2 separate regions of the Homo sapiens genome follow, and region 1 is linked to region 2. Evidence: chromatin contacts called from ENCODE Hi-C or POLR2A ChIA-PET data. All regions are on one chromosome and are shown on one strand. Each heading gives the region's core, a stretch centred on a gene start or an enhancer-like site at or near the end of the contact. The rest is flanking DNA. Distances are from core to core; before and after follow the strand shown. Region 1 has its middle 260 kb from the start of BTBD3-AS1. Region 2 holds the start of BTBD3 (BTB domain containing 3).

Region 1 (6,323 bases), core at 1,293-3,792, 260 kb before region 2:
CTGAGAACGTGAACCCAGGGGAGTGGAACGTACACAAGAAGCTTGAAAGAGCACAGACTTTCAGGACAAGACTCAGCCAGCACCAAAACATACTGCTTGGTAGATTACCAAAGCTAAGCCCAACTTCCACTTGAAAATGTAACTCAAGACACATTTACTATATAAAACTCGAATTGCTTACTGCTTATAAGCCTCTTTGAAAATGTCAATATTGCTTATCAGTGTTTGAGATTATAGGAGAGAATGAAGCTAGGAAAAATGTGTTCTGTTTGGTGCTTTCATCATACACTATTTTCTTCCGTTCTCATCAGCCTATAATAGAGATTTATGGGCTCCATTTAGTATAATAATAAACAAATTATCTTTAAATCAAGGATCAGCTGTTTGAGTTGAACAGATAACATCTGCTGCAAATCATATAGTGGGAGCAGACCTAGTCTGAGTTATACATACCCTCCCTTCTCTTCCTTATCCCCTTTGTTGCCTGCCCTGTTGTTGTTCTTATTTTAATGCCAGTCAACATCCCATGGCTGATTTGGGAGAGAGAGGTGGAAGGAAGAGGAGATCATCTCAGGCAATTTACCACCATCAAAGAAGTAGAATTCACCACATTCACACTGTGAATGCATTACCATCTTTTACTTTAGATGATACTGACAATCTGTGAGATGAAGAGAAAGAAGAGTTTCAGGGTAAGTGGTAGCTAACAGTTGAGGTAATTGTTCGAAAAGTATTGCTGATTACCTTAAATTTTCAATAAGCTATCTGCTCTTTAAGCTATAATCCACCATTCTCATATCTAAAAGTCTGCAACATCCTTGCATTAAAGGTGTCTAAAAACTGTATGGTTCAGATCTTTGCCCTCTTCATTATTAACTTTAACCAAAGATTGATTTTGAAAGAAAATAAAATATCACAGGCAGAAAGTTTATGTTATCTCTAACTTCATTACTCATACTTGGGTCATTTAATGTATTCGATCATTATTTATTTAAAGAACATAAAGCTGGTGTGACTTGTGATCTGTAGAATATAACAGATATAACAGATCTAACGTCCAGTCCACTCTTTCATTTAACAGGTATTGGCTGGTCACCTCCCAGGCTGGTTGTGAGAGATGACAGTCAACAAGATAGGTGAATTGCACATCCTTCATGGAATGTAATATTCTAGAGCAAACAGGGAAATAAGAGCAAAACATATACAAAGGAGGTAAGAAGAGAGCAAGGTGAAAAATCAAAGAAATATGTAACCAAGTAAAAAAGACAATGGCCTGAGACCTAAGAAAGATTGAGTTCAGGAGACAACCTGCATCTCCCTCAATTGCTAATGCCTGAAAGGCATTGGTATGGTATAGCTTTACAGCTGGAAGGGTAGAGAGACAACTGAGTCTATGTAAAATGGTTCTTCATTGTACATATATTCTACATATAAGAATAGCAGGTTCCAAGAGAAAATCCAGGCTACTCCAGGCCACATACAAAGTTTTGGGTGGGCACCTATGCCCTCAGCACACTGCAAGAATTGAGTAAAATTTGGAGTCATCTCATGCAATGGATCTTTGTGACACCCCACTTTCTTTCTCCCCCACCTCTAAACTTCTTTTGAATTCTTCTGCCAACTTTGAGACAATTGCTTGTGGAGTCATGCTCACCATTGCTTTGGAGAAGTCTTCTAGACACAGGCTTTAAGCCTGTCTAACCACCTCCATCCTGTATTTCTCCGGGTAGTCCTTTGTGGCTCAGAGGAACAACATCTTCAATGATTGCATCTGCTGACATTGGCATAGTATGTCACTGGACACAGAACTCCTTAATGGACAATATTGCATTTGATTCTCATAATATTGCTAAGCAGATATTATTATTTCCACATTATAAAAGAGGACTTAGGCCTTGGGAATTAGGCCACATGGTCTATCCAAGTTCATATACCTGCTTCTAAATGGCAAAGCTGTAGCTTAATTCCTGGCAGAATGACTATCTGTTCTGTTTACTCTGAACTAAGGGGGTCCCAGGAAGTGGGACTTTTAGTGCTAAAACCAGAATAGTCCCAATCATCCCAGGTCATTTGGTAACCATACTACCAAATCTATTTAATTTCATGTTTAGTATATGAGAGCAGGACTCTGGGGTTTGCTCTTTCCCCAGGTTCTAGGGCAAATCATTTTAATTGGCCAGTGATCCCAGAGATATATAATGAGTCACCACCCCTGCCACCCATCTGACTCCGGCAGCTGTGTTTTTCAGTGCCACATGGTTGGATGGCCATGCTTTGAAAATACAAACCTAACAACAAGATATTAAACTTTAAAATAGCAGAGCAGGCTCCAAATATTCCTGTCCCACCCACTTTTCAGCAGTTCCTGGGCTCTTCTTTGCCTAATGGGAGCATTGGCTTGAGAAGAGGAAGCGAGTTATTTTTAAAGTTTTGCACACATCTCATCAGAGTTTGTGACAATGCACCATTCATGCTGGGTTAATCATTACTGTGGGTGTCCCAGGAGTGACAGTGAGCAATTTTATGAAAACTTTATAGTCAGTAACATTACTCCCACGGCATGGCAGAGAAAGGAGCAAGGCAAAGCTGAACAGCTCCTCCCTGTCACTTGAGATTGAGGAAAATGCAACACTGACAAATATCAAATTGTAAGGACAGAAAACGAGTAAGCTCCTTTTGAAACAATTTTAATGGAATTATACAAAGAAGTTAGAAAGATGACTAGAGAAAGCATTCTAGATAAAAAGTATTTAATTAGTTTTAAAGTTTTTAAGTTGTATATGTTTTAAAATATGTAAGAAAACCATGTTTCTCTTAATAACAACAAAGAACATTATGTTGAAAATCTATAACATGTCAGATACTCCTCTCAGGATTTTACTGTATTGATTACTTACAATACTTGTATTAAATCATCATCGTATTAAGGAGTTGAAGATACTTTGTGTATTGCTTCCATTTTCACAGTTGGGGAAACTATACACAGAGTGGTTCAAAAACTAGAACAGAAACACATTCAGTGCAAGATGGAGCTGGGATTTGACCCCAGGCTCTCTGACTCCAGAGCTGATATGCCTAAGCACCACACTACATTTCCAGGGTACAAAAAATTTCTGTCCACCACGACTGCTACTAAAATCTCCAGATATTCACAGACATAAATAAACTATGAGCAGAAGAATAGTTTGCTTATAGGAGAAGATTTGAAGTACAGCTCTTTGGCAGGAGGGTGAAGCCCTGTGACTTGGTTCTCTCAGTGTTTCCTGATAGTGAAATTCAATCAAAAAGGAGCCTGCCCAAATGCTCTTATTTGTATTTAATTAAAAATTGTTCTCTATGAAGCTTTTCCTTAGAATATATACACATGATTTCTAGATTAAATAGTAGCAAAGTAACTGAGCCTGCCATGTATTTTTCTATCTTTTATTAAAATACCCACAAATATAAACAAATTAAAGAAAAAAACAACACTGGAAATAACAATGCAAACGAAAGTTAAGAGAAGACCAGATGCCATGTGGGAAGGGAATTTCTACTAACTACAACCAAAATGGGTTGGGTTAGGGACTTTAATTTTAAACTACACAATACTTGCTCTATACTCAGAGCAAGTTCAAAATAGGCCGAGAGAAGACAGAAGAAGACTGATTCATTCTCACTCTTTGTATTACATCCTAGATGAAGGGGCTGCGTGATTCTGAAAGATGGGAAGCCATGTCCCAAAAGCTAAGAAGTCATGCCCTGAGCTATCCTGAGGGTTCTCCCTCCACCTTGGGCCCCACCTGCATCTTTTTTACTTCGTCCTCAGGAAACTGTGGCTTCCAGCATGCACTGTGGCAGAAGGTAGAGTGGGAGGCTTAGAGACAGGTTGTGTCCTGAAATGTTTAGTTATATAAGGGTAAGCCTTGGAAGACAGGGTAGAAATGGAAAGAACCCTGCCCGAGGACCTTCAAGATGAACCATTTTGGGTGTGAGAGTGGAGGAAAGTAAATTGGGAGAGGTAGAAAAGTGTTTGAATCTATCTCTGGCTTGGTTTGATGCCAGAAGGAAAAGGTAGGCCATAAAGCCAGTCAACCCCCATTTTAATTGGAAAACATTTGAACTCATCATGCAATATCAGCTGTTTTTCCTTTAACATATAGGATTAAAGGGAAAAAAGTTTCATAAAAATATATACATATATGAAAAATGATTCTAGAATTCACAACAAAATTTGGAGAATATATCTTCATTTCTTTCCATGAAAGAAGGCAAGTAATCAATAAACTGAAACTGGGAAAATAAGTACAATTCTCAACGAGGGGTATCAAAATAGATTCAAGAAAGTCTGGCTAAAATAAAATTTAAGAATAAATGGAAGTGGAAAATTCAATTTTAAATAAAATAAAGATTAAAATAAAGATCAATAAAGAGCATTATGGTAACTGCAGAAAATGAAAGCACTGAGGATCTTGCAGTCCAGAGAAGACAAGCAGAGGAAATGATGCCAGCAGTACAGTGGACTAAGCACCATGTTAATCCTATACACAGAATGATATAAAAGCACAAAGCCAGGCACTTGACTCAGTCTAAGTCTTCCTGGAAGATGCTACACCCAAGCTGAATCTCCAGGGCTGAGTAGGAGTTACTCACAGAAAGAACATAGCTGATAGAACTGATAATACAAACATAGCAGGGAAACAAGAAGTGTTTTATACATGATGAATATTGCTAAGTCATAAATAGTAAGCTAGGGAGTGGTGAGAGATGAGACAGTAAAAGGTAAGTAAAGGCAGGCCATAGATTCTTTCTTATGTAAGGAAGTAACCTTTAGTAGGTGTGAAGCAGAGAATGGAATGATAATATTATAGACCGCTGGGAAGGTGTTTGGAAATATAGAATTTAAGGAAGCAAGAAAAATTAAAGAACAGGAAGTAGGCTGTGAAAGTGGTCCCTATTATAAATAATGGCAGCCTGAATTCATGCAAGAGTATCACAGATGGAAATTGGGAGTTGAATTCAAAAAAAGTTAAGGAGATGATATTCAGGGTTTATTAAAATCCTTGATGTTTGTCTAGGGGAGGCTTTTAGCTTGGGACATAATTAGTTCCAATAATCACAAATGGGCCTACAGGAGTAGAGACCCATTGGAGGGGAAAGAGGAGTACAGTTTTAAGCAGTATGATTTTGATATTCTTCTTGGCATCAAGAAGGCATATTGAGCAAGAAGTTGAATATATGACTCTAAAGTCTAGGAAAGCAGTCAAGGCTAGATACAATTTTGTGTGTCACCAACACATAGAAAATGTTTAAACCCATGAGAATGAGTAAAACCATTGGAGAGAAAGCAATGAGAAGAGTAGTGAACTCAGGACAGCAGACTGAGAAACACCAAGTACAAACAGAAGGCAGAGAGATCCTAAACTGAAAGTAAAAAATAAGTCAAAACATCCAGGACCACTAGGGATGTATGGGCTGCAAACGTCAAAGAGGTGTTACGTTTCAAGAAGAAGAGGGCAATTCGTAGTGTTATATGTAGCAAAAGCAAGGGGTGGTAGGTAAGGGGTACCGTAGTCTTAGTATCAGGAGATGTCCAATGACATTAGCAAGTGGGCTTTTCAAAGAGGAGTGAAAAAGAAGCCCAGACTCAGTGGCTTAAGTTAGCTGATAAGGGGAACGTGTTTGGATAGAAGAACTAGAAGGAAATGTGGGCTCAAGAAAAAGCATTTTCAGAAGGAAGGGGACTTAGCCAAATTTATAAACTCTTCTGAAGGAATTATTTGGAGGAACAGGTCAAAGGTAAACTTGATGGAGCAGTTCTAAGAGGAAGCAGGAGGGGAAAATATAATGCAACCTCATATCTGTTCCTGCAGGCTTAGATTTAGCTCTCTGCCTGTTCTCAGAGCAGGGTGTCCCAAAGTTTAGTATGCATCAAATTACCTGGAGTCCTCACTAAAACACAGACTTATGGCCCCAGACCCAGAGATTTTTATTTAGAAGGTCAAGGCTGGACCCAAGAATGAGTTGTTTCTAGCAGCTTCCAGGTGATATTGATGCTGCTGATCAAGGAGCCACATGTTAAATGTTTTTCTTTTCCTCAAAATTATGCTTTTTCCTCCTCTGTGCCTTATTCACCCTGTTCTATCTGAAAGGTCATCTCTAATATTACCTACAGTTTTCTTTCAGCTCTCTAACATTTTTAACAAGTGCTATGTCCTTCATAAAGTCCTTTGCAGTTTATCCCAAGTAGATGTTGATGTCCTACATCTATCTGTAGGACCACATTGTTATATATTTGATAACTTCTTTTTCCCAGTATTTTTCATTATGGTTATGTGTCTACT
Region 2 (6,153 bases), core at 2,126-4,625:
CAAATGACTTAGGTGAGATGTAATTCTCTGCCATTCTTGTTCATGTTTCCTAATTATGTATATATCAGGAATGATACAACATCCTACTTGACTGCAGTGAAGACAAAATGCTGAACTAGTGCTAGCAATCTCCTCAGCAACAGAAAACACTATAAAAAATACAAAGCTGACTTCATGCAGTGGGGATACTTGCAGGTAAAACTGGTTTCTGTACATATATCTCCAAAAGATTACAAAGGTTAAAAGTAGCAGATTAGTTTACATTTTGGTACTTCACATGCTCACTTGCCTTTAATTTCCCTATCCCCTACTGTGAAGGTCTTGTCAGTGACAATTATATTTCAAAACTGTAAGATGAATAATGAATTAAATACTTTTAAGTTCTAGAACTAACTACAGTACTTATTTTTCAGAAGACAGTAAACAATGTATGGCAACATTTTAACTATATGTAGGAGTACTGTCCAACTTGTTGACCCACTGAATACTTTTTTCAACAAACATTTTACTTATTCCAATGAACTGAAATCCCTAGAGCAACAGATAACCTTAAAGTAATACACTTTGCTGTGCTAGAATAAAGATTAGGAAAAATCATATAAATACTACTTAGAATAATAATTAGATTATGATCACTTGGTGAACTACCACACTGTCTAGTACCGTACATGATAAAGAAGCTGATTCTATAACCTGTTTAACACATACTGGTGCCTGCAGAAGACCCACCAGACAGAAAACTATCTTTTTTATAAATATATAACGTATCTTTAAGTTTCATACTTCTGTATTACCAATGAAAGTTCTTCTGTATAAATCCACATGAAACTGTACGAGACTATCCATATCTTTCTAAGATTTCCCCTGTAATGTCAAATGCAAGTACTTTTTACCCTTGAGAGTGTCTGATTTTATATGAGTATGTATATGTATGTGTACACAAAGATCAGATTATTTCAACAGATGGTAAGTTTTTCATTTGCTCTTAGGAGACAATAACTCTTAGAATACTCAGAAATCTCCCAACTGGTGTTACTTAAATAAGGTACTTAACTTCTGAAATTGTGAAGCAAAAACATTTGTTTAAAGACTTTTTCACACACAATGCTTTCAGAGAGAACATCTTCTATTAAATAATGCTAATACCAGAAAGTTATTTGTCTTTAATTTTAAGTTGTTAAAAATCATCACTATACATGCCACTTGCTCCCAAATTCTACGTCAAGGTGCGATTATAAATGCTGCATAATTCCATATGCTTTCCACGGAAAGCTAAAGTGTTCTTTTCCGAAAACATTTACAAGGTAAGCAGCACCCTCTTTCTTCATCAGTCTTCTTTTCTGTTATGCAGAACTTAAATTTAACTGTGAAACCAGCAGGGTACAAATACAGCATAAACAAACTCTTTCCAAACACACGAATGATGCTTACTTCAGCATAGCGAGAAAAGCAGCAGGTTCGACATCTGGTATACGGATTTCATCTTTGTCCTCTGCAAGTTCTCCGTAAAACATCGCATGGAACACAGAGCTCCCAACAGCTAAAACATACTGTGTAGAAAGGGAAATCTTATTTCATACACTAAATTGAAGGCATTTCCAGCAAATCAATGCAGAAAAACAACACTAGGCAATCAGGTTTAGTAAACATAGCGTACCTAAAATCTACTGCTTTGAAAAAGCCAAGGTACACAGGGTAGCTTGCCATGGAAGCATAAGACCATGCTGCTAATTATTTCAAAGCTTTAAGAGATTAATGCACATGTCCCCTCATTACTAAATACATACAATAATAGCTTACATAACTAATTTCTAGGAGAAGGGTAAACATACGACTTTCCTGACCTGTCACAACAACTTCCCATGTCTGGAGAGTTAAGAGGGGATGTGTGAGATATAAAGCAGTATAGAAGGAAACAAAGAAAAAATTAAGCGTGGCCAAAGCCCTCTGGAGAGGGTGCGCTCTCTCCCTAATCGAGTGAAACATGCACTGCCTGACATCGGCAAGCTGCCCACACCAAGTTACAGGCTTATGGAAAGGGTCCCTCTTTGTAAACGTCAGGACTAAACCGGTCATGCAGCTGTTGCTTACTTTGTGTCCTGGCAACCGTTGAGTCCCACCTGGTGGCCCAACCACAAAATGTACATCTGCCATCAAATCATTATTGAACATCATCGCATTTCTATAAACAGAGGCAACTCATTAATTCACAGCAGCCTGCATTTTTAACATCCCCTTCCCCAACATACAAAACCCACAAAAGACTTGCAAGCTAAGCAACAGTCCAGTAACTTCAAGGCAAAACAACAAATAAAGGTTCTAACTAAACTGTTCATAATCATTGCAAACATAAGGGAAGTAACTAAAGTTTAAAATAAAAGTTATACAAACTTTTAATAAAGCTAAGGACAAATAAAAGGTTCCCATTTTCTATGGCCCATAGACAACCCTGTCACTTGAATGTTACAGCTTGCAAAAACATTTTTATCTAAGAGGAAAACAGCTGTACTGTTTTGGAAAAGATACAAGGCAATTTTCCATTACCAATAAAAAGCTTCTGGGAAAAGAGGAAACAGATTTGTGTTCAAATACATTACAGGTTTTGCAAAAGCAGAAACTTCAACACAGGAAAACTTTTAAAGTAAATAGACTAGCGCGGCACTTACCTCTCTCTAATGGTGGGATAAAGACCCTGCCAGTTTGGGGCCGGGATAAGGTTGTTGTTACTGAGATTCTGCTGGTGGTACTGCTGGACGCTGGTGCTGCTGGAGTTGGCTGGCTTTTTACGGGGGAATATATCAGCAGCCATCTTCTTCTTTTTAGTCTTCAAGGTAATTATTTCATAACAAACTGGTGGCAACTTGCTGCTGTTGCTACTGCTGCTGCTGGTATTTGCTTTCTTTGAGCTTTTCTTGGACCTGTTCTTTACCGTCTCTGGAAGCATCAAGAAGAAGGTGAGACATTTCATGTTCTTTTCCTTGTCATCTACCATGAGTACAGTGTGTCTCTCTTTAGAGTTAGATATCCCAAATTGGTTTGAACATCAAGGAAAAGAGATTAGCCCGGGCTAAGAGGTTAACTGAAACCAACAAAGCTGATATTTTGCTGCTTTTCTCAGCCAGGCAAGGTGACCTTTTCACTATGTTGAATAGAAACTGGCTTTAAGTTTTATCCAGTACTGGGTCTGTTAAATATATCCCCATCATGATTCCTGTTTCTCTTATTTGCTCATAAAAATAACTGTTTCCTAGATCACCTGAAAATGCTACACTGCAAAGATGACAGGCACAGAGCTGTAGCACTTCTTTTCTGAATTAGGTCAGCAAGATGGGCTGGAGCTGCGTGAGTCTGTTCAGCCGGCTGAAGTTGTGTGGTGAATGGATCGGAGGAGAGTAGGTATTACAGCCCTGCAGATGGAGTCAGACAGCCAGTGCTCCGAGCCAATAGCTGAAGTCACCAATCATGATTGGACCAAGCAAAACAGTGACACCTATTGTAACATGCATAGTTCTGATATTAAAGGAACAGCAGTTGCATTTTCTTGTCTACTGTATATTTAAACAAGATAATAACATATGAAATATATTTGACAACAGGAAGGGAGGAGTTTATGCCCACAGATTTCTCTTCAGTAGACATACATTATGTCCCCAGTTAAGCAGGATCAATTAACAAAGGGTAGGGACAGATATCTATATTTCTACTAAAATCTTTTTCCCAGCAGCATTTAGTTTCAAATACTTAAAACAAAATCCTCCAGTCTATAAACTGAAAAGGGCTATTAATAGCAAAACACATTTATTACACTTTAAAGGCAAAGGACGTTATTTTTCTTTTTCTTAGCCTCTTTTGAGTGCAAGTCATAGTCTAGTGCTAAAGAAGAGAACTGAGGCCATGTGTTCAGTTTACCTCCCAATGTTTTCTAGCTTCTATAATGGTCTTTGACAGGTGTCTCAGGTCACAAAATACTGTTAATTAGATTAAGATTATACCCGTACACCTAAGTACACTAAAGCATAAGATAAACTCTAGAAGTAAAAATAAGATTCAAATAAAAACAAATCTGATGATCAATGTTCAAAGGCTGTAATTCACTAAAAATATTTCAGATGGGGCCATGTTCAGGATCTCAAAATTCAACTTAACTGTTAAGGCTACATTTAGTCTTGTCTTAATTTTAAAGAATATAATCCACAACTTCTAAGACAGAACAAATAACAAGGCTATTCAAAATGATAAATGTTCGGATTCCACCTAGTTAAAATGCAAACAGGTTCTCTCTGCTTTGAATTAGAAGAATATAAGCTACCATTTGATTTTTGTAGGTGTGAATCCTCCAACCATTTCTAGCGTTGGTGAGTAAAAAAAACAAAAACACCGGCAATAGGTTCTGCATATGCTTATTTATTGTAAAGAGGGACTAATTAAAATATTTAATCTCACCCCTATCTATTTGGATCACGCTCATTTGTTCAAAGCACAGCAGCCATTTGCTACCCCTCAGGCAAATGCACCCTTCATGACCACAGCCCTCCTTGTTTTAACATTTGTCTGAATAATGACTACCTGACACAGTGAGGGCTCAGCAAATAAGAGTTACGATTGTTATTGTTATAATTAATAATCTGCTAAAGGCGGTTACCAGAAATCAGTCTTTAAATCCCTAGAACACTAAATTGAACCAAGAAATATCCTCTTTATTGTTGTTATTATTATTCTTAAAACCATTTGCAAAGCCTCTGTAAGAGAACCAGGGCCTGTAGCACAGTTACCTGTCTCCATTTTAGATGGATCCTGAAGCACTGCTTATTTATTATGATTATCATGTTCTCAACAGCAGAACACACACATACAGATACCTCCAAATCATCTTCATACACACTTTAACACACAATGTTAGAGAGGGATCTAGAAACCAGTTTAAAAAGCACATAGAGAAAGTCATGAAGAAACAAGTAAGCTCCTATTGACCTAATTATTCAGAATAGGGTTAACACTAAAGGATTTCTCTCTTGCTCAAGTGCCACTGAACTTCCTTGACCACTTCCTTGCAGGAAAGCTCCCATGCCAGGTAGGCCTTTCTGACTGGGATTAATCTCATAAATATTTCTAACAAATCTAGTATCTGGCTTTTCAGGTCAGAAGTAATCAATTAGAATGGAAAGGGAAACCAGCTGCTTTTAGGCAGACATACTATTAATTGGTAGCTGGATGGAGACAAAATAGAAAAAACATAAAACACAGATACAAGAACTTAGAAGGGTTTGTGATCTTTACTCATTTTGCATATGGCTCAATACCCATCACCAAGAAGTCTCCAAAACACATGGCTCTTACACCACTAAGTTAAAGAAAAAAAGTAAAGTGGATGTAACAGTTTGAGAAAGAGAAGTATGCAATATTGTAGAACATGTTTTCTAAAATTACAGATATCAGTTATTTAGAAAAATAAGTTTTGTAGAAAATTCTGACAATACTAGTTAAATGAAGTAGCGCTAAATCTGAATCATCTACAAGAGTGCTACAAAGAAGGGCATTATTACTCCAATGTATGTAAGGACTGATGAGCATGGCTGTTTAAAATCAAGACAGAAAAATTATCTGACGGCTACTTTTTCTTACCACGGTAATAAGGCAAGTAATGCAGGTTCTTGCTACTGAAAATGTAGTTGAAGGATCAGCAGCAGCATCTACAGGGAGCCTATTAGTCACCCAGAATCTCAGCCAGACTCTGGATCAGAATCTGCATTTCATACAGTATTCAAGGTTGAAAAAAACTTCACATAGATAACTACTGACTACTAGATGTCTTCCCAATGATCCAGTACCAACATCTGGTGCCATATGTTGCATTCAACTATTAAGTGAATTGAAAATAACTCAAAATAATTTAATTTAGTTTGGACATTAAAAACTTAACAACCCCTCACATCTTGTTCTGAAATTCTTCTGATTAGGCCCCAAATGTCAAATTCTAGGATTGAGGTGTGCAGACAGCCAACTGAGAGGGACCAAGATATTCTCTGGAAAGGAAGCGCCAGCCCCAATTATTTTAAAAGATAATGACAGTGATGATTTCGGCAGGAAAAATAAGGAATTAAAAAATGTCAACTATGAAGCAGATAATCACTTAGTACTTTTAAATGGTCTACT

The links. A loop is a pair of places that touch in the nucleus more often than their neighbours do. ChIA-PET counts read pairs that join two places held with the same protein, here RNA polymerase II (POLR2A). Pooled maps may share reads with other maps.
Region 1: a loop to region 2 is called in a map of heart right ventricle, with 2.4 times the contacts of the local background. The contact joins the enhancer-like site here to the promoter of BTBD3 in region 2. A Hi-C loop is called at or near these places in 5 of 168 maps with a recorded cell type or tissue (heart left ventricle and heart right ventricle) and 5 of 50 pooled maps. POLR2A ChIA-PET finds 5 or more read pairs at or near these places in 1 of 52 experiments (MCF 10A).

Annotation. Positions count from the first base shown.
Region 1 is chr20:12,173,995-12,180,317 of GRCh38, reverse strand. No RefSeq gene overlaps it. Among named protein-coding and RNA genes, the nearest start is that of BTBD3-AS1, 260 kb to the right of the region's middle. Within about 2 kb of position 2,542, at least 3 of the 41 ENCODE cell types and tissues checked have a DNase peak (open chromatin) inside an H3K27ac peak, as active enhancers do.
Region 2 is chr20:11,915,115-11,921,267 of GRCh38, reverse strand. BTBD3 (BTB domain containing 3) reads right to left here and starts at 3,375. Exons shown (of 4, transcript NM_014962.4): 1 at 2,667-3,375; 2 at 2,092-2,182; 3 at 1,432-1,550. The coding sequence starts at 2,992. It overlaps BTBD3-AS1 (BTBD3 antisense RNA 1), which reads left to right and starts at 2,667. Exons shown (of 3, transcript NR_186407.1): 1 at 2,667-2,954.